Linked DNA regions of Homo sapiens: region 1 is linked to region 2. Evidence: read pairs that join two places in POLR2A ChIA-PET (ENCODE). Cell type or tissue: MCF 10A. All regions are shown on one strand. Each heading gives the region's core, and the rest is flanking DNA. Links, peaks and the distances in the headings are about the cores only.

Region 1 (12,267 bases), core at 4,193-6,692, 140 kb after region 2:
TCACCCAAATGGGCAATGTTTTCTAATTATTTTGTGTGCATTAGTCTCTGCTGAATTTGTTCATGAAATCAGATACTATATAATTTAAGAGTTGTATTCAGTCACTAGTTCTGGAGATACAGGAGTTGAGGCCAGGTGTGGTGGCTTATACCTGTAATTCCAGCCCCTTGAGAGGCCAAGGTGGGAGGATTGCTTGAGGTTGGGAGTTTGAAACCATCCTGGGCAACATACCGAGACTCCATTTCTACAAAAATAAAAAAATTTTAAAATTTTATTGTTTAAAAAAAATTTATTATTTTATTATTATGTTGGGCACACACCTGTCATTCTAGCTCCCAGGAGGCTGAGCTGGGATGATCGCTTGACCCCAGGAGTTAGAGGCTGCAGTGAGAGCGCAAGAGTGACAGCACAAGAGTCTGTCTCTAAAATCCAAAAACAGGAACATAGCCTCTTTTTGCTATTTCCTCTGCCATCCCCAGGGTGGGGGCCTTTTCCTTGTGTTAACCAGATGGCTTCTGGAAGTCCAGCCTTCATATTTCTGTTCCAGGCAAGAAGGAGGAAAGGATTAAGGGTAAAGGGTAGGTTTCCCAGCCAAATTTTAAAGACTTTTTCTGGAAGTCTCGCTAATAGCTCATTGGCCACCAAATTTGCAAGGAAGGCTGGAAAATATTTTATAGCCAGGTACACTGACATACCCAACAATAAAGGTTTTTTGTTTCCAAGAAAGAATGGCTATTAAGTAGTGGTCTCTGCCACAGAGACCCATGTCTCAGTCTTTTACATTTTCATAGCACCTAATAGGTGCCCCATAACACTGGTGGGCAGTCTAACATAGAGAAATAGACAGTAGCAAAGGTAATTTAAAAAACGGATGCATGAAGACACTGAGAAGATGGCCATATGTAGTTTCTAATTTATAAGTACTTTATAAGAAAATAGATACCCACTGATTTCTCCCTAAACAATCCTGCTGTCCCTCAGGATTCACGTATGGAAGGATTATAACAGTAACATCAAGGTTAAGAAAATAAAGCCAGGTCATTTGAAATTATTTTGAGTGGATTCATTGTATTTCCTTTAGCCTGTTTTTTTTGTTGTTGTTGTTGTTGTTTTGCATATATTGTGTTTCCATTTACGAAATTGGCATTAGAAAATGTTCCATTTTGCAAAAGGGCTCGCTGTAAACAACCACTTCAGACAGAATGACCAGTACTCAGACAGTATCTGATGAGCACTTAGAACAAAAGAGTAATTACATTTCCAATAGAAATTAGCACTGTGCATTCTGGAACTCTCCTGAGTTTCTTATCTTGATTTGCAAAATAATTCAAAGCTTCAAAGAAAAATCTAGGCTGGGCGTGGTGGCTCACGCCTGTAATCCCAGCACTTTGGGAGGCTGAGGTGGGTGGATCACCTGAGGTCAAGAGTTTGAGACCAGCCTGGCCAATATGGCAAAACCCCGTCTCTACTAAAAATACAAAAATTAGCTGGGCGTGGTGGTGCGTGCCTGTAGTCCCAGCGACTTGGGAAACTGAGGCAGGAGAATTGCTTGAACCCAGGAGGCAGAGGTTGCAGTGAGCTGAGATCGCGCCACTGCACTCAAGTCTGGGCAGCAAAGCAAGACCCCATCTCACAAGAAAAAAAAAAAAAAAAAGAAAAAGAAAAATCTGTGTTTTTCCAGCCCCTAGGTTAACATCAAGAGAGGGTCTTTGAGATACAAAGCACATTTCTTTAATTTTTAATTTTGATACAGTCTCAAATTCTGTGTGCCCTTAACCCAGAATCATCAATTGTTTTAGCTCATTTCCTTTATCATTCTCTCTCTGTCTCTGGCATGTGTGTATGATTTTTTTCTGAAAAAATTTTAGAGTAAATTGGAGCCATGAGATGTTAGGAGACCCCTAAACACTTCAGATTATTTGCTGAAAAAAAGGACATTCTCTTATATAACCATAGCAAAATGATTAAAACAAGAAATTTAACTTTGATACAATACTGTTATCTAATCCAGGGTCCATGGACAAATTCCATTAATTGCCCTAATAATGTCTTTTTGTAGTTGTTTGACTTTCCCAGGTCAAATCCAGTCTTAGACCATGCAGTGCATTTGGTTGTCTCATCTCTGTAATCTTCTTTAATCTGGAAGAGTTCCTCAGCTTTTCATTGACTTTCTCTTACTTGAAATTTTTTAAAAAGTACAGGGCAGTTATTTTGTAGAATGTTCTACAAAATAACTCCTACAAGTATTCTGACTTGCCTAATGATCACATTCAGGTTGTATATTTTGAGCAGAAATACCACAGAAGTAGTGTTTTGTCCTTCTCAGCACTTTATATGAGAAAGTACATGATGCTGCTTTATCTTAGAACATCACGTACTTTGATCTCTGGTTAAGGCGGTATCCACCATATTTCCCCACTGTAAAGTGACTATTTTTCCTTTTTTTTTTTTTTTTTTTTTGAGATAGGGTCTCTCACTCTGTTGCCTAGGCTGGAGTGTAGTGACTTGATTTCGGCTCACTTCAGTCTCACCCTCCCTGGCTCAACTGATCCTCCCACCTCAGCCTACTGAGTAGCTGGGACTACAGGTGTGCGCCCCCACACCCAGCTAGCTGTTGTATTTTTTGTAGAGATGGGGTGTTGCCGTGTTGTCTAGGGGGGTCTTAAACTCCTAGGCTTAAGCATTCCACCCACCTCTGCCCCCCAAAGTCCTGGGACCACATGCATGAGCCACTGCACTGGCCACCGTTTTTTCTTTTGCAATTAAAAAACAATTGGTCACTGAGGCCAGGTGCGGTGGCTCACACCTGTAATCCCAGCACTTTGGGAGGCAGAGGTGGGTGGATCACCTGAGGTCAGGAGTTCAAGACCAACCTGGCCAACATGGTGAAACCCCATCTCTACTAAAAATACAAAAATTAGCTGGGCCTGGTGTGTGCACCTGTAATCCCAGCTAGTTGGGAGGCTGAGGCAGGAGAATCACTTGAACCCGGGAGGTGGAGGTTGCAGTGAGCAGAGATCGCACCACTGCACTCCAGCCTGGGTGACAGGGTGAGACTCTGTCTCAAAAAAAAAAAAAATTGTCAGGAGGTTTTGGGGACTATGTTAATATTCTGTTCCTCATCAAACACTCACCCACTAGTTTTAGCATTCACTGATGATTTTCAAATTCTATCCTCCCATTTATTAATTGGCTTTTTACTGCAAGAATGAGAAACTTTCTCTTCTAAGGGATGGTTTCTGATACAACACGTCTATGAGTTTCTGAGACTTTGTCTCAGTTTATTTGGGCTGCCATAACAAAATATTGTAGACTAGGTGGCTTAAACAACAGAAATTTATTTCTCACAGTTCTGGAGGCTGGGAAATCCAAGATCAAGATGCCAGCTGGTTCAGTTCCTTGTGAGAGCTCTCTTCCTGGTTTGCAGATGGCCACCTTCTTGCTGTGCCCTCACACATTGCAGAGAGAGTGCTGGTATCCCTTCCTCTTTTAATAAGGGCACTAATCCCACCAAGGGCTCCATCCTCATAATCTCGCTAAACCTAATTACTTCCCCAAAGCCTCACCTCCTAATACCATCACATGGGGGATTAGGGCTTCAAAACACGGATTTTGGTGTGGGGGAACACACAGTCCATAACAGACTTTTTTTTTTTTAACTTTTTAACTTTTAAGTTCAGAAGTACATGTGCAAGTTTCTTATGTAGGTAAACTTGTGTTGTGGGGTTTGTTGTACAGATTATTTCATTACACACTCTTAAGCCCAGTACCCATTCGTTATTCTTCCTGATCCTCTTTCTCTACCCTCCAATAGGCCCCAGTGTCTCTTGTTCCCCTCTATGTGTCCATGCGTTCTCATCATTTAGCTCACACTTGTAAGTGAGAACATGTGGTATCTAGTTTTCTGTTCCTTCATTAGTTTGTTAAGGATAATAGCCTCCAGCTCCATCCATGTTCCTGCAAAGGACATGATCTCATTCTTTTTTATGGCTGCATAGTACTCCATGGTGTATGTACCATATTTTATTTTCAAATACCAATGATGGGCATTTAGGTTGATTCCAAGTATTTGCTATGGCGAGTAGTGCTGCAGTGAACATACATGTGAATATATCTTTATGATAGAACGATTTGTATTCCTTTGGGTATATACCCAGTAATGGGATTGCTGGGTCAAATGGTATTTCTGCATAACAGACTTTTAAAAGGAAAAATAGGCTGGGTGTGTTGGCTCACGCCTGTAATCCCAGCACTTTGGGAGGCTGAGGCAGGCAGGTCACTTGAGTTCAGTAGTTTAAGACCAGCCTGGGCAACATAGTGAAACCCCATCTCTACAAAAAATACAAAAAAAATTAGCTGGGCACAGTGGTGCATGTCCGTAGTCCCAGCTACTTGAGAGGCTGAGATGGGAGTATCACCTGAGCCCTGGAGTTTGAGGCTGCAGTGAGCTATGATCATGCCACTGCCCTCTAGCCTGGGTGACAGAGTGAGACCCTGTCTCAGGAGAAAAAAAAAAGGAAAAATAAATACCCACTATTGTAAGAAGATGGTATCCTCATTGGATTGGGTAACTGATATTGAGCCTTGACCCCTGCATAGTAAAAGTAATTCCTTCCTTTGTCCTTTGTAATGATTCTTTTACTTTGTTCATATTTTTACTATCAAATGGTGAGCTAATTTTGCTCCTTTCCTCTTATTTGGCACTGAAGTCTGTTTCTTATTTGTTGCTATCAGATAAATCTGAATTTAAATTCCATACTTCCAGTTGTGTGTGACATTGGCCATGTTATTTGGGCCTCACCCTCCTTGCCCACAAAATAGGGATGATAACCCTTATCTCAGTGCTATTGGGAGGATTAAATCAGATAACGTATGTAAAAACATGTAACATGGTATCTGATAAAAAGAATACAATTAGTAAATAAGTTTTCTGTCTTTGACTTAAAGTTCCAATTTTTAGTGACACATTTTTATAAGTTTCAATGACTTAATTGCTCTCTTCAAGGGGTTAGATGATCTTCTTAGATAAGAAGTTTGCATCAGAAAGAGAAAGGATTAGTGGTATCTATCAACTTTTACATGATTTGTGTGGTTATACCAGTCCCTCCCTCCCTCCCTCCCTCCCTCCCTCCCTTCCTTCCTTTCTTCCTTTCTTCCTTCCATTTGCCACATAGTTAATGGCATTTGCTATATGCTAGTCACTATTCTGGGTGCTAGGGATAGAACAGCAGACAAAATCTCCTGACTTGACATCCATTATATTCTAATCAAAGGAGACAGATGATAAATATATAAATAAACTTTTAAAATTAGATAGGGTAAGTGCTATGGAGAAAAATAACACTGGGAAGGAGAATAAGAATTGTGAGGGGATTGCTATTTTAATTAGTCAGGGAAGGACTCACTGATGAGACAACACATGAGCAGAGACCTCAAGGAGATGAGGCATTGAGTTATTAGTGTAGCTGAGGGAAAAGCGTTCCAGGCAAAGGAAATATTTCAGACAAGAAACCTAAGGCATAGATTGACTTACTGAGGGTTCACCCAAAGGAATCATAAAAAGAGCTCAGGCAGTTCTGTGGAGCACAAAAACACTCTACTTCCCTTCTGTGAGCTTGATTATAGGTAAGAGCAGAATGGCTGGACAGCTGTTGGGGTTGTGCCAGCTGTGGCAGCGTGCCACGCAGACTTCCCTTCCAGAAAGAACCTGCTGCAAGGAATGCAGAACGCTGACAGCTTCTAGTCTGGATCCACCCCAGCATCCAGGGTGCAGCACTTTCTCCCAGGCAGCCCTCTACCAATGACTGAGCATGGCAGGGGTACTAGGGCATGACCACTGCCATGCAACGTGGGACTTTTTTGAGGGCAATCCTTGTGCCAGAGCTCCCTATTAGGCTGACCAGGACATTTCCAGAGCTGCACCACAGTCTGAGACTCTATTCACCCACACAATCATCCTTCCTTACCCTTCTCCTTTTACAAGCCTCAGACCTGCAACATGGTTTTAAGGCTTTCCCTGCCCTCTCCAGCTCCCTCTTCCTTTTGCCTTTCACAGTTATTACAACCCAGTGCTTTCACTTATAAACCCATCCTGGTGCCTGTCTGCTTCCTAGAGGACCCAAATTGACAGGAAGCGGAACAAAAATACATGTAAGGAGATTTTGCTCTGCTTCTTCTGCCGGCATCAGTCAGAGATAGACCAAGGGAATTGGAGGAGGGCAGTCGGCAGTGATGTCAAGGATGATCAAAGTTTCGAGATAATTGGCTGGGTGCAGTGGCTCACACCTGTAATCCCAGCACTTTGGGAGGCTGAGATGGGCGGATCACTTGAGGTCAGCCTGGCCAACATGGTGAAACCCCATCTCTACTAAAAGAAAAAAAAAATTAGCCAGGTGTGGTAAATTAGCCAGGTGTGGTGGTGTGCACCTGTAGTCCCAGTTACTCAAGAGACTGAGCCAGGAGAATAGCTTGAACCCAGGAGGCAGAGGTTGCAGTGAGTCGAGATCGCACCACTGCACTCCAGCCTGGGCAACAGAGTGATACTCCATCTAAAAAAAACAAAAAACCCCAAAAGTTTCCAGATAACCAGCTCTACCCAGGCCATCTCAAATAGTATACAATCTGAATGAAACCTGCTTATTTAAAAAAAATGGTTTTTATTTTTTTGAGACTGCCTAACTCTGTTGCCCAGGCTAGAGTGCAGTGGCGCAATCTCAGCTCACTGCAGCCTCTACCTCCTAGGTTCAAGCAATTCTCCTGCCTCTGGCTCCAGAGGTGCACTCCGCCATGCCTGGCTAATTTTTGTATTTTTTAGTAGAGATGAGGTTTCACCATGTTGGCCAGGTTGGTCTCAAACTCCTGGCCTCAGGTGATCTGCCCGCCCTCTGCCTCCCAAAGTGCTGGGATTACAGGTGTGAGCCACTGCACCTGGCCAAACCTTCTTATTTAAAATGCAAACAATTTCAAAAGCAACTCCTCTAGAAGCTCATAGCAGCCAGATGGCTGCCCCTAAGCTTTTCTTATGTAGAAATTCTGGGGCTACCAATGGAACAGTTCCAAACCCTTCCTTCCTTCTTTCCTGTTCTAGAGGAGGAAGGGATTAGCTAACAAACTAGAATCCAGGGGGGCAGCGTGCTTTGAGAGGGGAAGCTGGCACTCATTTTCACTGCTGGAAGCCAAACCGTGGGATTCTGAGGTCTCCAGGGACATTTTCTAGATCTCCAACTGTGATGATCATCTCTGTCTTATACCCCAGGCTGTGTTCAAAGGACTGCCTGTGTCTGGCTCACCATGCTCCACTGACATTCCAGCCAGAAACCATTCTCGGTGTTGATAGAACAATGCTCTAATCACATAGCTGAAATTACAGTTTGGGGCTCAATAAGGTAATGGTTCAAAAGATTTTCTGTGGAAATCTCTGCAGTCCCATCTGGAAAGCAAACACTGGCTGGATAGGTAGTAGCGTTGGGGTGGGATCACATGGAAGGCATGTAGACAAAGTTATGACCCAGGATTTCAGAGTGAATATCCTCTATGTGCCAGGCACTTTTACAGGTTTATATTTCTAGAACCAACCTATGATGCTGGAATGATAATTTGAGGTAATCCCTGTTTTATGGCTTAGAAAAATGTGGTTTGGCTGGGTGTGGTGGCTCATGCCTGTAATCCCAGCATTATGGGAGGTCAAGGCAGGAGGATCGCTTGAGTCCAGGAGTACAAGAGTAGCCTGGGCAACATGGCAAAACCCCATCTCTACAAAAAATATAAAAAATTAGCCAGGCATGGTGGTATGCACCTATAGTCACAGCTACTCGGGAGGCTGAGCTGGAAGCATTTCTTGAGCCTAGGAGGTCGAGGCTACAGTGAGCTGTGATCATGCCAGTGCACTCTAGCCTGGGTGACAGAGTAAGACCCTGTCTCAAAAAAGGAAAGAAAAAAGAAAGAAAGAAAAAAATTGATTTGTAAAGTTAAGTGATTTTTTCCAAGGTCATAGTGCTAGCAAGTAGCAAACCTAGGATTCGAGCCAGGTCTTCAGATGCTAAATTTAGTGACTTTTTAATGATTTTACTGCTGGCTAACTATTCTCTTGCCTTTATCCATATTCCTGTGTCAATAATAGTATTTTACCCTGTGGCCTCACCTCTTTGCTTAGTTGCTTAGATAAAAATCATGTTGATTTTTAGTGAGGCCGTGGTTGGGAAGCACTGTAGTGGACATTTGCTAGTTTTTGACATCCCCGACATCCCTTTTCCTCCTATTTTGGTAAATGTATTCTAATTTCTCTCTGGATAACTCTCTCTCTTCCCCGACTTGGAATCCATGTTTCGGGTGGGCTCTAACCATTGCTTCGGGAATGGGATCTGTGAATCCCCCTAAATCAGTGTACCTATTCCTCTTGGCCACTGCAGTTTGGATTGGTCTGTAATCAGTCAGGACCCGTAAGTCTTTTTGCCAGTGCTTCTGTGAGCAAGCACTCTTCTCCTGTGGGCCTGAACCTGGAAGAACGTGTGGCTGGAGCTGCTATAGCCATCTTGCTGTTCTAATTGGTGAGGCCTATCCAAGAATGGGGCTCAGACAGTGAAAACAGAGCTAAGAGGGGAGAAGGAAGAAATCAGGTTCTGGTGTCACTTTTTTTTTTGAGACAGAGTTTCGCTCTTGTTGTCCAGGCTAGAGTGCAATGGCACGATCTCGGCTCACTGCATCCTCTACCTCCCGGGTTCAAATGATTCTCGTGCCTCAGCCTCCTGAGTAGTTGAGATTACAGGTGCCTGCCACCACGACTGGCTAATTTTTGTATTTTTAGTAGAAATGGGGTCTCACCATGTTGGCCAGGCTGGTCTCAAACTCCTGACCTCATGTGATCTGCCCACCTTAGCCTCCCAAACTGCTGGGGTTACAGGTGTGAGCCACCACCCCTAGCCTTTTTTTTTCTTTCTTTTTTTTTTTTTTTTTTTTGCTTTGGACCAGGCCATTCTTGAAGCCACAACTACCTCCAAGAACTTTCAGTTCTGTGATACAACAAGTTCCATTAATGCTTAAGCTAATAATGTAGGTTGGGTTTTCTGTTACTTTCAACTGCAAGAGGCTTACCTGTTACAACAGACTCTCTCAATTCAATTTCACCCAAGTTAAGAATCAATTAGGACTCAACAACAAAAAGACAAATGACCCAATTTAAAATGAGCAAATGTTATGAATAGACATTTCCCCAAAGAAGGTGTACAAGTAGCCAATAAACTCTTGAAAAGATGTTCAACGTCATTAATCATTAAGAAAATGCAAATCAAAACCACAATGAGATATAACTTTACACCCCCTAGGATGGCTGTAATAAAAAATATGAACAACAAGTGTTGGCAAGGATATGGAGAAATTAGAACCCTTGTACCTTGCTGGTAGGAATGTAGGTGGTACAGCCACTTTGGAAAACAGTCTGGCAGGTCCTCAAATGATTAAACATAGAGTTACCAGCTATTCTACTCCTAGGTATATACCCCCAAAACATGGAAATATATGGCCGCAAAAAGTTTTGTACAAGAATGCTCATAGTACTTGTATTCATAACAGCCAAAAATGGAAAACAACTCAAATGTCCAGCAATAGGAGATTGGATAAACACATTGTGATATATTCATACAAAGGAATACTACTCAGCAATAAAAGGAACGAGCCACTGGTACATGCAAAAAAAAAAAAAAAAAAGGATGAATCTAGAACCATGGTGAGTGAAAGACACCAGATGCAAAATAATAAATACGGTATGACTCCATTTACATGCAATCCCAGAGCAGGCAAACTAATCTATGGTGATAGGATTAGAAAGTGGTTCCCTCAGCAGGGTGCAGTAGCTCACACCTGTAATCCCAGCACTTTGGGAGGCCGAGGTGTGTGGATCATGAAGTCAGGAGATCGAGGCCATCCTGGCTAACATGGTGAAACCCCATCTCTACTAAAAATACAAACAATTAGCCTGGTGTGGTGGTGGGCACCTGTAGTCCCAGCTCCTCGGGAGGCTGAGGCAGGAGAATGGCATGAACCCAGGAGGTGGAGCTTGCAGTGAGCCGAGATTGTGCCACTGCAGTCCAGCCTCAAAAAAAAAGAAAGTGGTTCCCTCAGTGAGAAGGAAAGGGGGTTTGACTAGAAAGGGACAAGAGGATGAGACAACTTTCTGGAACTTTAGATGGTAGTTACATTAATGTGTACAATTATCGAAATCTGTTGGCCAAGCATGTTGGCTCAGGCTTGTAATACCAGTGCCTCAGGAGGCTGAGGTGGGAGGATTGCTTGAGGCCAGGAATTCAAGACCAGCCTGGGCAACATAGCTTGACAAAAATAAAAAATAAAAATTAGCCCAGTATGGCTACGTATGCCTGTGTCTCCAGATACTTGGGAGGCTGAGGTGGGAGAATCACTTAAGCCTAGGGGATTGAGGTTGCAGTGAGCCATGATCACTCCACTGTACTTCAGCTTGGGTGACAGAACGAGACCCTACCTCTAAAATTTAAAAAAAAGTCATTGAACCGAACCTTAACATCAGCGTATTAAATACTTCACTTAAAAATAATTAATAGTTGGAATGATACAGAGAAGATTAGCATGGCCCCTGTGTAAGGATGACAGGAAAAAAAATTCTATGTTTTAAATGTTTACTGCTTCCTCACTTTTCATGAGAAAAAAAGCATCCACTGAATTTATATGATCTAACAGGTGTGAAAAACTCCCTATCAAAAAATATCATTCCCCACCAACTTAAGAATAGACTGAATTTCCCCTGATTAGTTTCTCCTTTGATATACACATTGAAAGCCCTAAATAAAATGCTATATTAATTTTTCCCAATGAATATTTTAGCATGACACTAATGTATGAAGTTGGTTCTCCTCCCTCTTAGCAAGGTACTGCAACCCACTATTGACTATGTTAAAGTCTAAAAATAAAGAAGATAATAAAAGTAATAAAATGGTGATTACCTTCTTCAAGTTGCTTAGAAGTCTGAAGAGGCACCAACTCTTACAAACTAAATTTTCACTTTGGCTGACTCAGTCTCATTTCTTAATTTTTTCTTTACATCACCCCACCTCCCAGCCTTATGCCTCATCACTTACTACCTACTGATCAGTTTAATGGGCCTCAGAAAGGCTATGGAAATCCTAAAATGCAGAGTCATTTACAAACTTCCCTCACATGAGCCCTCCAATCCCTATGGGTGCACTGGAATATCCATTTTGTTGGTGATTTATGGGTTAGAAAGAGCCCTTAATTGCTTCACTAGCATGGACTTCTCTGTGACCAAGAAAAAATAAAAAAATAAAAAAATGGCAATGTGGGCTCCTTTGAGAGAAAGGAGAGGGGACATTACACAAGAAAAATGTTATTTTCCAATATCAAGAAAATTCATTAGCAAACACATTAAAATGCACTCAAGTAGTCATCACCCTGAATTGTTTTGGAAAAGGCCCTGCTTTGGAAAAACACAGGGCAAAAACATTACTCTTGTAGCTTGGCACAATGAGATGGCAGGATGACAAATGTCTTATTCTCTACTGTGCCTTAATATTTAGAGGACATCTGCTACTGTGTATTCCTCCCTCCCTTGAGTCACCTTTATCACAGTCTAACGTTGTGTTATTGCTGTTTCCCATGTCCACCTGTTACAGTGATAAGACACAGCTGTACTCCTCCAGTATGTGGGAAGCAAATGAGTCTGAAAGTCAGGAGGCTGAGCTTCTAGTTCCATTGTTGTACTAACTATGCACTCTTAGGCAAATATTGCAAATTCTCTTGGTTTTAGTGTCCTCTTCTAAAAAAATGGGAAGTATAATAGACATGGTTCCAATGAAATGGAAGCTAAGTCTTACCCCCAGGCATTAGGGGTTCCTTAGGTCATAGAACCAATATATAGAAAAGGGGTAATATATCCTTAACAGCAGTAATTAGATTGCTGCTACCTAGCGGGGATAGACAGGGAGAGCTATGTTTAGAACTCAGGGATTCAATGAACAACTTCTTAGCATTCCTTGGCCCACTGTTCTGGTGAATGGAAAAGTGCAGCCACCCAATAAAGACAAGATTATCAATGCCTCATATCCTACACGCAACGAAGTTTGGGTCTCTCCAAATCTACTTTGGAAAATAGGCAAAAGCATCTTTACTATGGGACAAGTAGCCTGGGACAAGGAAAAAGGTAAAACACATCCTGCTGAAGTGCCGATGGAAGGAAAGAACAGAAGTGGGAGGTGGAAGAAGGTAGCCTTGAGTACCAATGTA
Region 2 (12,267 bases), core at 4,424-6,923:
TATGTCAAGTGTATTTTCTTGGCCCGGGATAGGAACACATGCATTCATAAACACACCATGAACATCTGGTGTAATACCACACGCGGCTTTATATAAGCAGCGGAGGAGAAAAGCAGATTGGGATGAATGCAACAGAAGTTGGGCAAGGGAGCAAATAGGAAAACGGCAAGTAATCTGAAAGATTTGCCAAAATCACAGAAGAGTTTTAAACCCAGAATGTTTAACCGTCTCCTCAAGCTCATGTTCTGGAAATCTGCCTTGGTATCCACCATAGCAGGCACTTTCAGCCCTACAGAGTAGGATTACATTGGAAATCTCAGGGGCCCTCTGGATTTTCTTACTCTGTAAAAACCATAGAACAGCCTCCCTGTAACCTGAGCACAGCCCAAGTACTAGACGCATTCAGAGGATAAGGAGGAATGTCACTTTTAAAGCAACACAAATAGTAATTCCTTGCCATTGCACAAGGCCCAGAGTGTGAATCTATCCGGCTGTGCCATGCACCTTGTTGGCTGCCTCTCTGAACAGGATCTTGGCTGCAGCTCAGCAGAAGCAAGGCTGCTATTCTCCAGTGCCATCTGCTCACACAGGATGGATTGCTACTGCTGCCCATGAGAGTCTTCCCTCTCTCTCTCTGTAGTAACTCTGGCAATGCCCTGTTGGAGAACTACAGCAAGGGCTCCAAAAATGTGTGCTGCTCAGCAACCTCCGGAAGGGAAACGGGAACAGGGAGAGCTGATGCGGACACTCTTCTGACAGGACCTCCTCAGCAATCAGCAAGGACAAGCAGTCCACTGAGCGGGCCAACACACAATCATCCTTCAACAGCCAGCAAGAACAACGATACCAGTGGCAACAGTAATGAAACACTTAGGAAGTACTGGACCAGGGGTTGTCAAATGAAGGTCATGACCACTATTTTGGTTGTTTAAAATAAAAAGTGGCACACAAAAAGAGAAAATATTATACATTCTTAAAATGTGTTTCACTTAATTGCAGGATTAAGCTAATTCCTACCATGGAGCACATTAAAAATAGATATCCATAAAAATTTTAAAAAGAAAAAATAAATAAGCAAATATTGGGTCAAGTCTTTCTATACTCCCTTGTACGTATTATCTCAATTAATTCTTACAACAACCGTATGAAGTAGTACCATTATTATTCTTGGTTTGTGGTTGAAGAAATAGAAAGTGTTTGAGTAACTTGCCTGGCTGGCTTCCCAGTCAATGTGGTTCCAAAGCCTGAACTCTTAACACATGCCCTACAGCAAGTAGCTCCCTAGACCCTGTGTCCAAAGCCTTTGCTCACTTCCTCAAGCAATTTCTCTCACACCGTAATTCTTTGTTCAACCATCTGTCCCTTTCCCCTTTCCCCTTGTGAACTGAGAACACCTCAAGGGCAGGTCTTGTTGAGCTCAGTGACTTAAACAAAGGCTCAGGGAGCAAAGGATCCCAACAGTATTTTTTAAATTAAGTGAGTAAATGAGGTATGTTAAAAGAAAAAAGAAGGCAAATTGTAGCCAAGAAAAAAATAATAATAAGTCCTGACACTCGAGGATCTGTCTTTGCCAAAGGGAAATTCGGTCTCTGAATTTAAGAAAGAAAATTAAGAAAACTCAGTCTCTGAATTAAGAAAACGAGTTCCTTGTATTCTTAGAGAGACTTGGGGGAAAATAAACTTCATCTAAAAATTTAATCAGGTTAAAAAAAAAACAACTAGAGTGTCAAAACATCTGCCTATGCTTTGCTCTGGGCCCTTCATTCAGGAAAAACTAATGAGTTTTTGGATCAATAAAGGTAAGGCTAGGGTTTATTTGGGGGGTTGAGGGTGAAGAGGGAAACTATTCTGGATTAGAAAGCCAAATCCTTCTGGTATTGGAGGATTGAAAGCTGAGGAACAGAAAAAGAGCAGACTCTCCAGAAGGGAAAAGAGCAAGAAATCAGTGAGCTGAACCTAAGCCAGGGGAGGGGCAGGCAGTGGCTGAAGGGGTGTGTGGGGAATGGCTGATAGGTTTTTAGGACACCGGTGTCTAACATGCCATGTCAACTTCCTTGTGCCAGACTCTAATCCCCATCACCCCAAACCTTAATACAACCACCTCAGCTAAGTAGTCTATTTTTTTTTTTTTGAGACAGGGTCTCCCTTTGTCACCCAGACTGGAGTACAGTGGCACAATTATGCCTCACTGCATCCTCAGCTTCCCGGGTTTAGGGGATCCTGCCACCTCAGTCTCCTAAGCAGCTGTGGCTACAGGCGTGCGCTACCACGCCTGGCTAATTATTTTTGTATTTTGTAGAGATGAGGTTCCACCATGCCGCCCAGGCTCGAACTCCTGAGCACAAGCGATCTGCCCACCTTGGCCTCCCACAGTGCTGGGATTACAGGTATGAGTAGTGCTTTGGGAGAAGGAAAGAAGGAGGGTCGGGTCCAACATGGGATGAAGTCATACAGAAAGGGCAGCCTTTCCAAGGAAAGACTGAAACGCAGAAGTGAAAAATTACAGGGAAGTATGCAATCTGAGGAAGAGGTGACCAGAGAAAATACCCAGTATTAGAGATGTGGTGTGGAGTGCCGGGAAGCCACTGAGTAAAGGATGAGGGCCCAAGTCTTTCTAATTCGGTATATAAAGCTGGAGGACAGGGACAGCTGATCTGCTGTATGTTAACTCTGTGGTGCAAGCCAAGTGCCATGGACTGTTACCCAGGGTCACTAATATCCCCCACCATGAGAACACATTTACTCCAACATGGTGCAGCCACTACCATGCCACACACCATAATGATTCAATACTGACGACCAAGACTTGTGGTTCAAAAATCTCTTGCTAGGCCGGGCGCAGTGACTCACGCCTGCAATCCCAGCACTTTGGGAGGCCAAGTCAGGTGGATCACTTGAGGTCAGGCATTCAAGACCAGCCTAGCCAACGTGGTGAAACCCTGTCTCCACTAAAAATGCAGAAAATTAGCCAGGCTTGGTGGCACATGCCTGCAATCCCAGCTACCTGAGAGGTTGAGACAGGAGAATCGCTTGAACTCGGAAAGTGGAGGTTGCAGTGAGCACAGATCATGTCATTGCACTCCAGCCTGGGCAACAGAGCGAGAGTTCGTATCAAAAAAAAAAAAAAAAAAAAAAAAATCTCTTGCTGGCCAAGATGGCCCAGAAGTAGAAATAGCGAAGAAGAAGAGAAGAAAGCATCGCATTTCATCTTGCAACTCTGGAAGTCTTATTCTACTAATTAATCTAAGAACGAGCTGATAAAATTACCCAATAAGAAACCTCAAACTCTGCCAGATTTTGCTTTCTGGGTAGGACAATCTATTCCCACAGTTGTCTCTATTCCAATATATGAGTTCCTGGATATCTGAGGATGTTTCCGTCATAAATCAAACCGCCTGTAGTGCATCAGGCCCCTGATTTCCATTCGTAAGCTTATTCTATACCCAAGTCTCTGCATCTTATTTGATTCCATACTGCTATTCCAAACAGCACATTCATGAAATTGAATGCTCCACCAGATATACTAATTTTAGAGTCACTTTAAAATTGTCACACTTTCTCCACCGCCAAATAAAAGGAGGAAAACAAAGCAGGCATATATAATTCAGCAGCTGCCACAGCTGCTCTCTAAAAACTGGTACAAAGAAGGTGACATATTCGAGACAAGAATCTCCCCTCCCTTTTTTCTTTTTATTTAACACTAAACCAGAAGATACCTACAGTCTTTAAAGACGATTAACTTTTTTAACTTGGTGCAGTAGAGCTACTTCACCAAGGCAGCAACGTCTGGCATCAGTCAACAAACAAAAGTTACGTTTTAAAAAACGTAAAGCTTACGTTTTAAACTCATTCCAAATATATATATATTTGGGAAGTGTAATGAGTTTAAATATATATATATATATATATATATATATATATATATATATACTTGAGATGGAGTCTCTCTCTGTTGCTCAGGTTGGAGTGCAGTGACACAATCTTGGCTTACTTTAACCTCTGCGCCTGGGTTCAAGCAATTCTCAAGCCTCAGCCTCCCGAGTAGCGGGGATTATAGGCATGTGCCACCATGCTAATTTTTTATTTTTACTAGAGCTAGGGTTTCACCATACTGGCCAGGCTGGTCTAAAACTCCTGACCTCAAGTGATCCACCCACTTCAGCCTCCCAAAGTGCTGGGATTATAGGCATGAGCCACCATGCCTAGCCCTAAGTATATAATTAGATTCCACTTCTTTGCGACTTAAAGACATGACAATCTTCAGATAAATTTAAACCTAATAAAATCCAATGATAGCTGCTATGGTGATTATCAGTCTATTCAACCCTATATATTTTAGGCAAACGATCAACAACATTCGTTTTACCTGACCTTTTAAGAGCAACTATTGGCTGGGCACAGTGGCTCACACCTGTAATCCCATCACTTTGGGAGGCCGAGGTGGGCAGATCAGGAGGTCAGGGGTTTGAGACCAGCCCGGCCAATTTAGTGAAACCCCGTCTCTACTGAAAAAACAAAATTAGCCGGGCATGATGGCGGGCGCCTGTAGTCCCAGCTACTAGGGAGGCTGAGGCAGGAGAATCGCTTGACCAGGGAGGTGGAGGTTGCAGTGCGGAGATTGTGCCACTGCACTCACTGCAGGCTAGGCAACAGAGGGAGACTCTGTCTCAAAAAAAAAAAAAAAAAAAAAGCAACTATTTCTGAAACACAGAATAAGTCTATATCCAAAAAAAAAAAAAAGGCCTATAATTATGCCTGTAATCCCAGCACTTTGGGAGGTTGAGGCAAGCAGATTGCTCGAGCCCAGAACTTCCAGACCAGCCTGGGAAATATAGTGAGACCCTATCTGCACAAAAAAAAAAAAAAAAAAATTAGCCAAGCATGGTGGCATGTGCCTGTAGTCCGAGCTACTCGGGAGGCTGAGGTTGGAAGATCTCTTGAGTGACAGGTGGAGGCAGCAGTAAGCCATGATCGTGCCACTGCACTCCAGCCTGGATGGCAAAGCAAGACCTTGTCTCAAAAAAAAAAAAAAAAAAAAAGGAAGAAGACAAGACAAACCAATAATTACAACAGGAATGACACCCTAACAAGGAGACACCTAGCCTGAAACCCTTAACAGAGGGCTGCTTTGCCTTGCGTAACACTTGAACTATCAAGAACAAAGCTTTAAATAGCTGATTCTGCAAATTTTTTTGGCCTTTCACTAGTCACTAACCATGTGACAGATTTCCAAGATATAACTAAAGGCAAGGAACAGAACCAGTATTACAGGAAGATCCTATCATCATAATTTAACTTCTAGAAACACCACAGTGAGTTCCTGGCTCCCGTCACTTAGAACATCTCGCGCCGACTAACAGCAGTTCCAGCTAGAGCTCAGCCACCATCTGTGGCTGTCTTTCACAATCTCAGCCATAAAGGAAAAGCAAAGTTTCAAACGTGCTGTTTGGTTTGGCTAGGCTCCTCTACGCATAAGCTAAGTGCACACATTTTTCATTTTCTGGGATCTGAGCTCCAGCAGTGTTTGAAACATGACATTCAAAGCACCATTTAACAGAAGACAAGAAAGAACGACATCCTCTAATACCTTAAAACTGATTTTTTTTGTGTGTGTGTGTGTGTGTGTGAGACGGAGTCTCGCTCTGTCACCCAGACTGGGGTGCAGTGGCGCGATCTCGGCTCACTGCAAGCTCCGTCTCCCGGGTTCACGCCATTCTCCTGCCTCAGCCTCCCGAGTAGCTGGGACTACAGGCGCCCGCCACCGCACCTGGGTAATTTTCTTTTTTTGTATTTTTAGTAGACGGGGTTTCACCGTGGTCTCAATCTCCTGACCTCGTGATCCGCCCGCCTCCGCCTCCCAAAGTGCTGGGATTACAGGCGTGAGCCACCACGCCTGGCCAAAACTGATCTTAGTTATGAGATTTGGATTGGGACTCTGACGCAACCTAACAGAAAATATCCTGGAGGTGGGAGGGACTTTCCATGAGGCACTAAAATTCATTTCCTCTACAAAACTAACCCTAGAGTAATCACTAATAACAAATACCAATACACTGGCCTCACACCACCTAGAGTGAGGGAGTGAGTGAGGGGCCACACACACACACAAAACCGAACAACTAATGACCAAGAAAAAATAATACTTTAATGCAATACTTTTAAACATGCCCAAAAAATCCATGATAAAAAAACTGCAGAAAGTTCAAATAACAATAGGACCTGACCCTACATATGCCTGACTTAGTCTTACTTCACCCTCATCCTGACCAGGCCAGATCTGGAATTTATTTGAAATTTTGGTATGTTGTTCATTTTATCACATTAAACTATTATTTATCTTGATTACTGAGTGTTTTTGGTGCCCCCTTAAACTTTTCACTGGGGGACAGTGCCTCAGCTTCACTCCCCTCACCCTGGCCAGGCTGTCAATATATATGAATCTGTGTAATACTAGAAAACCCTGTGTGTTAGCTCTATCATTACTCTCATTTACAAATGAGTAAACACAAAACATTGGCTACTCTGCCCAAAGTCACAGAGCTAGGGTGGTCAAATCAGGATCGAAATCCAGAGCCTACACTCTTAAATACAACCACACTACCTCTCTGAGCTTTGCATCACTAAGTCATTTGGCATAAATCAATACAGTTCTGGAATTTAAAAAATCCAGATATGTGGAAACAATCCAAATAAACTCTAAATAAAGATAATTTGGGGAAATTCAGTCATGAGTTGTTCACCGCTGAATGATATCCTGCAATATTTAGGCTAAGTGTGTTTTTTTCTTTTCTTTTCTTTTTCTTTTTTTTTTTTTTTTTGAGACAGCGTCTCATTCTGCCAACCAGGCTGGAGTGCAGTGGTGCAATCATAGCTCACTGTATCCTTGAACTCCTAGGTTCAAGCAATCCTCCCATCTCATCCGCCCTAGTAGCTGGGACTACCGGGGTACACCACCACAGCTGGCTAATTGTTTTTATTTTTGTAGACACATGGTCTTGCTACATTGCCCAGGCTGGTCTCAGAAGTCCTGGCCTCAAGTGGTCCTCCCACCTCAGCCTGCCAAAGAGCTGGGATTACAGCCATGGGCCACTACACCTGGCCTAGGCTAAGTGTTATTTCCACCATGCTACCAGCATTTTTGTCCTGCCATTAATTTTAGATAGCCATCTTATTCTTCAGCATAAGCCAAGGGAGAAAATCTCTGGCCCAACTCAAAGGACAGGACTACAGATTTGAGTAACCTGGAGTAGCTGGTACGTTCTGAAACGGCCCTGGTATGCACCCTCAAATATGGTAGGTAGGCTTTTATGAGGCTGAGCTACAGTGTGCCCTGCAGGACAATGTTCAGAAATACTTTCCAAATAATGTGTTTATTTAGAAAGAGAATAGAATATGGAGAGCAGGCCAGATGTGGTGGCTCATGCCTATAATCCCAGTACTTTGGGAGCCTGACGGGGGAGGATCACCTGAGGCCAGGAGTTCAAGACCCACCTAGATAACATAACAGAGACCCTCATCTTTACAAAAACAAACAAAAAGAATATGCAGGGCCAGGCACAGTGGCTCACACCTGTAATCCCAGCACTTTGGGAGGCCAAGGCGGGTAAATCACCTGAGGTCAGGAGTTCAAGACCAGACTTACCAACATGGTGAAACCTCGTCTCTACTAAAAATACAAAATTAGCTGGGCATGGTGACACATGCTTGCAAGCCCAGCTACTTGGGAGGCTGAGGCAGGAGAATAGCTTGAACCCGGGAGGCGGAGTTGCAATAAGCTGAGGTCGCACCATTGCACTCCAGCCTGGGCAACAAGAGCAAAACTCTGTCTCAAAAAAAAAAAAAAAAAAAGAATATGCAGAGTAACCTACTAAAGCTACAGTGGTTCTACCACACTTAACCAGTTGTTAGTGGTGGTCATTGCAGTTTAAAAGGGTCATGGTGAAAGGCTGAAAAAGAATTAGAAATGATATGGGAAGAATGGTAGAGAGAACTGGGGCTATTTTTCTTGGGGAAAAAAAGACAACTTAAGTCAGAGAAGTGCTGCCTAGCAACTATTTTCAATTATCTGAAGAGCTAGCGGATTTAATTTATGTGACAACAAAAGACTGAAGTTGGACAAATGGATGACAGTTTATGGATGACAGTTTCAAGGGGCTGGCTTTCATCTCAGTATAAGGGGAAAAAAAATCTTCCAACAATTAGACCTGTCCAGCAATGAAAGAGCCTGTTTCCAGAGAAGGCGAGTTAGCTGTCAGCTGCTATAGAATGGATCCAGCACAGAATGGCCACTTGGATAGAATGACTAAAAATCCCTTCCAATTCTAAGACATTAAGAAATGGAACAAATCATTAAAATTAACACATTCATTGTTATGCATAGTGTTTAGTCTCTAAGAACCCTAGAAAACCAAAACAGAACTGAGCTCCACGGAAAGGAGATCTTGCATTTTTTTTGTGCTCCAAGCTAGATCCTTGATCTTTTTTTTTTTTTAAACTAAGCCACTAAAGTAATACAAGTGTAAAAAAAAAAAAATCTATCTCCCTTTTGGAAAAACTAAATTATGTCCTGAGACAGTATTTATAGTTACCATTTAAGAAAACTGGGAAACTGTACTCATATATGCAATCAATATTTTATAGCTCTCTTGTAGACTACATTGGCTGTTCTACCAGTTATGCAGAAGAAAAAATATAGAAGCAGCTGAGTTCAAAAAACAAAGCAGACCAGAAGTTGAATCAGATATATCAGCAGCCCAGCATATTAAAAGATCCTGAAAAAAAATCCATCCGATTAGACCTACAGGAAAACTTAGAAAACTGCCCCTCTTAACAATGACATAATTTGTTTCTATTTTTGTTTTTTGAGAGAGTCTTTCTCTGTCACCCAGGCTGGAGGTGCAGTGGTGTGATCTTGGCTCACTACAACTTCCGCCTTTCAGGTTCAAGTGATTTTCCTGCCTCAGCCCTCTGAGTAGCTGAGACTACAGGCACAAGCCACCACACCTAGCTAATCTTTGTATTTTTAGTAGAGACAGGGTTTCACCATGTTGGCCAGGCTGGTCTCAAACTCCTGACCTCAAGTGATCCGCCCGCCTTGGCCTTCCAAAGTGCTGGGATTACAGGAGTGAGCCACTGCACTGGCCAAGATGACACAATTCTTAAAAAGCAAGTATGGCCAGCCCCAGTGGCTCACATCTGTAATCCCAACACTGTGGGAGGCCAAAGTGGGAGAACTGCTTGAGTCCAGGAGTTCAAGACCAGCCTGGGCAACATAGTGAGACCCCCGTCTTCAAAAGAACTTTAAAATTGGTGGTGTGGTGTTGAGCACCTGTAGTCCTGGCTACATGGGAAACGGAGGTGGGAGGATTGCTAGAGTCTGGGAGGTTGAAGCTGCGGTGAGCCTTGATCACACCACTGTACTCCTCCAGCCTGGGAGATAAAGCAAGACTATTTCAAAAAAAATTTAAAAAGCAATTATGGATTCAAGGAGTCTTCCAAATGAGGAACACACATAACTTTAATGCAAATATTTTTGTTTGGACAAGACTGAACACAAGAGAAGTCCAAGGGAAAATAGAAGGACAGCACAACTAATAGGGGGTTTACAAACAGTGAGCAAGTGTAGCCTCTGCTGGGTGGTAAACACACACACACACACACACACACACACACACACACACACAGCTTAAATCCCACTGGATTGTGCTTCCATTCAAAGCACCACATTCACTAAGGAAGATTATAAATGAAATCAAAGCATTAGGACTCCAGAAAAGAAGGGAACAAACAATAGAGAAAAGCCTCCTACTTGCCAGGCATTTTACACAGACGACCCCATCTGACCCTCAGGAATCAAGTTTAATTAACTTCCCCCAAAGTTTACAAAGCCAGTAAAAGGTGGAGGCAGAGTTATGCCTGCCTCTAAAGCCCACCTATATTTTCTCTACAGCATATAGCCAACTCCCTGTGCCTACCACTTGCTGTGCCGAAGGCCACCAGATACCTCCACCTGAAACTTCTCACAGGTATGTTAAGCTCATTATCCTCTTCATGCCTGGACTGCCCTCCTTGTGTTAAATGGGACTACTTTCCTGGCACAGTCATTCAAGTTCACCCCTTCAAAGGGCAGCACTTGGCTCTGCCCCGCCCACCATTCTCCTACAGTCCTATCAGACACTGCCATCACTACCCCCACTCCTCTCACTTCCCCTTTTATCCATTACTGTTACCCTAGACCGCATCTAAACTGTTGTGGCACCATCTTGGCTGTGCTCCAGTTTTCCCCCACTACAATCCACATCATACTCTGCTACGAGTAACAGCCACCAAAAGGAGTTTGAGGAACTCAATCTGGAATTACATGTAAGCTCCAACTCTACATATAATTCCTCCAACTCTAGATTTCAATGAAGGTTCCTTTTTTTTTTTTTTTCCAGACATGGGATCTCCCTGTGTTGCCTAGACTGGAACGCAGTGGCTATTCACAGGCAGGATCATCATGCACTACAGCCTTGAACTCCTGAGCTCAAGTGATCCTCCTGCCTCAGCCTCCCAAGTAGCTGGGACAAAAGGTGTGGTGTGTGTCATCTCACCTCACAAAGTTCCCTTAATTTTAATTGTCTACTCATAGACATGATACCTACATCAAAAATACCCTGCTTTCACATGTTTCCACCTGCTACTCATCCTTCAAGGCTCGGTTCTAATGCCATCTTTCCCAAAGCCCTCTAACTCTTTTGTCCAGAGGTATAACAAACAACTATTAAGCAAGGTATGTTAGACACTAGAGATTTTTTAAATGAACTTAATAAAAGTTCATACAAGTAACTCTTCTCTCTACTGTTCTTAAAAAAGTGTTTTCATTCCTATTTTTATAGCACTCAATATAATTTGCTTTATAAAATAATTGAGTATATTTTTATCTTGTAAATTGTTGAAGGTAGAGACCATTTCTTACTCTGATTAACAAAATGCTTTTGGAATAGACTGATTTTACAAGTGCTTAATAAGTTTAAAGTCTACCCATTTGTCTGTCAATACTGACAGCCTCTTAACTGTTCTCCCTAGTTTCACTCTAGAACCTTCAACCCCAGTTTCCAAATAGCCTGAGTGATCTATTCAAAATGTGAGTCAGATGTCAGTCCCATGTTTAAAAACAATGGCTACACTGTGGATTAGGCAATGGTGTTTTAGCTATGACACCAAAAGCATAAGCAACAAAAGAAAAAATAGATCATCTGGACTTCATCAAAATCAAAAACTTGTGCTTCCAAGGGAGCCATCAAGGAAGTGAAACAGGATAGGAGAAAATATTTGTAAATCATATATCTGATAAGTGACTTGTATCCAGAATATATAAAGAATTCAACAAGAAGACAAATGAGCCAATTTTAAAATGGGCAAAGGATTTGAATGGAATTTCTCCAAAGAAGATATATGCAAATGGTCAGTAAGCATATGAAAAGAAGTTCAGCATTATTAGTCCTCAGAGAAATACAAATCAAAGCCACAATGAAACACCACTTTATACTCAATAGGGTAGCTAAAATTGAAAGAGAGAGAAAGGTAGGGAGGGAGGGGTGGTTAAAGCAAACTAAATATGACCTGAGAAGGACTCCATACTTCAGTATTTGAGTCCTTGTGAAACCGCCTTTGCAAAATTATAACTGAGGAAATTATGACAGTGAAAGAAATCAGACCTAACCGACTCCATCTTGCTTCTAACCTTGAAGCTGCCCTTGTTCATTCCTGGGTGTAGGCCAAACTAACTTTGGGAGGGAATTCAGTACATGGGTTTGACTCTGAAACAAAATTGATTAACAGCCCTTTCCCGAAAAGACCCCTTCTTGCCTGGGGACCAGTCTGCCTTTGCAGGACTAACAAATTAGCTACAAGATTAGAAATTACAGTTTAGGGGTCATGCAGCCTCTGGCTCCAAGAGTCCAAACCTCCCCAAATTGCTCCTGGGGATAACATCACTCTGTAAAATCTAAGATCAGTTCTTGAGATATTTTGCAGATCCTGCACTCACTGGATCAGCTGACACCACCCAGACCCATAATCTGGCTCAACAAGTTCTGCCATCCCACCCAAGGACAGAAGACAGCAAGAAAACCTCACTTCCACCCCCTATGATTCCATCTCCAACCTGACTAATCAGCACTCCCCACTTCCCAAGCCCCACCCACCAAATTATCTTTAAAAACTCTGATCCTTGAATGCTCAAGGAGATTGATTTGAGTAATAATAAAACGCCAGTCTCCCGTA

What was found. Peaks named below come from ENCODE experiments on the same cell type or tissue, not always from the same donor. Only the 100,000 strongest peaks of a DNase experiment are listed, where the experiment ranks them.
Region 1: POLR2A ChIA-PET joins it to region 2 with 5 read pairs; 2 of 35 experiments call an interaction of 5 or more read pairs at or near these places.

Annotation. Positions count from the first base shown.
Region 1 is chr1:65,021,349-65,033,615 of GRCh38, reverse strand. It overlaps a transcript of JAK1 not described here and the pseudogene RNU6-1176P. Among named protein-coding and RNA genes, the nearest start is that of LINC01359, 25 kb to the right of the region's middle. RefSeq lists an enhancer at 6,804-7,621. In MCF 10A, for the core only: no CTCF peak of the experiment used is centred there; a DNase peak (open chromatin) is centred at 5,675.
Region 2 is chr1:65,163,727-65,175,993 of GRCh38, reverse strand. All of the region lies in intron 1 of AK4 (adenylate kinase 4), which reads right to left. Among named protein-coding and RNA genes, the nearest start is that of AK4, 22 kb to the right of the region's middle. In MCF 10A, for the core only: no CTCF peak of the experiment used is centred there; a DNase peak (open chromatin) is centred at 5,383.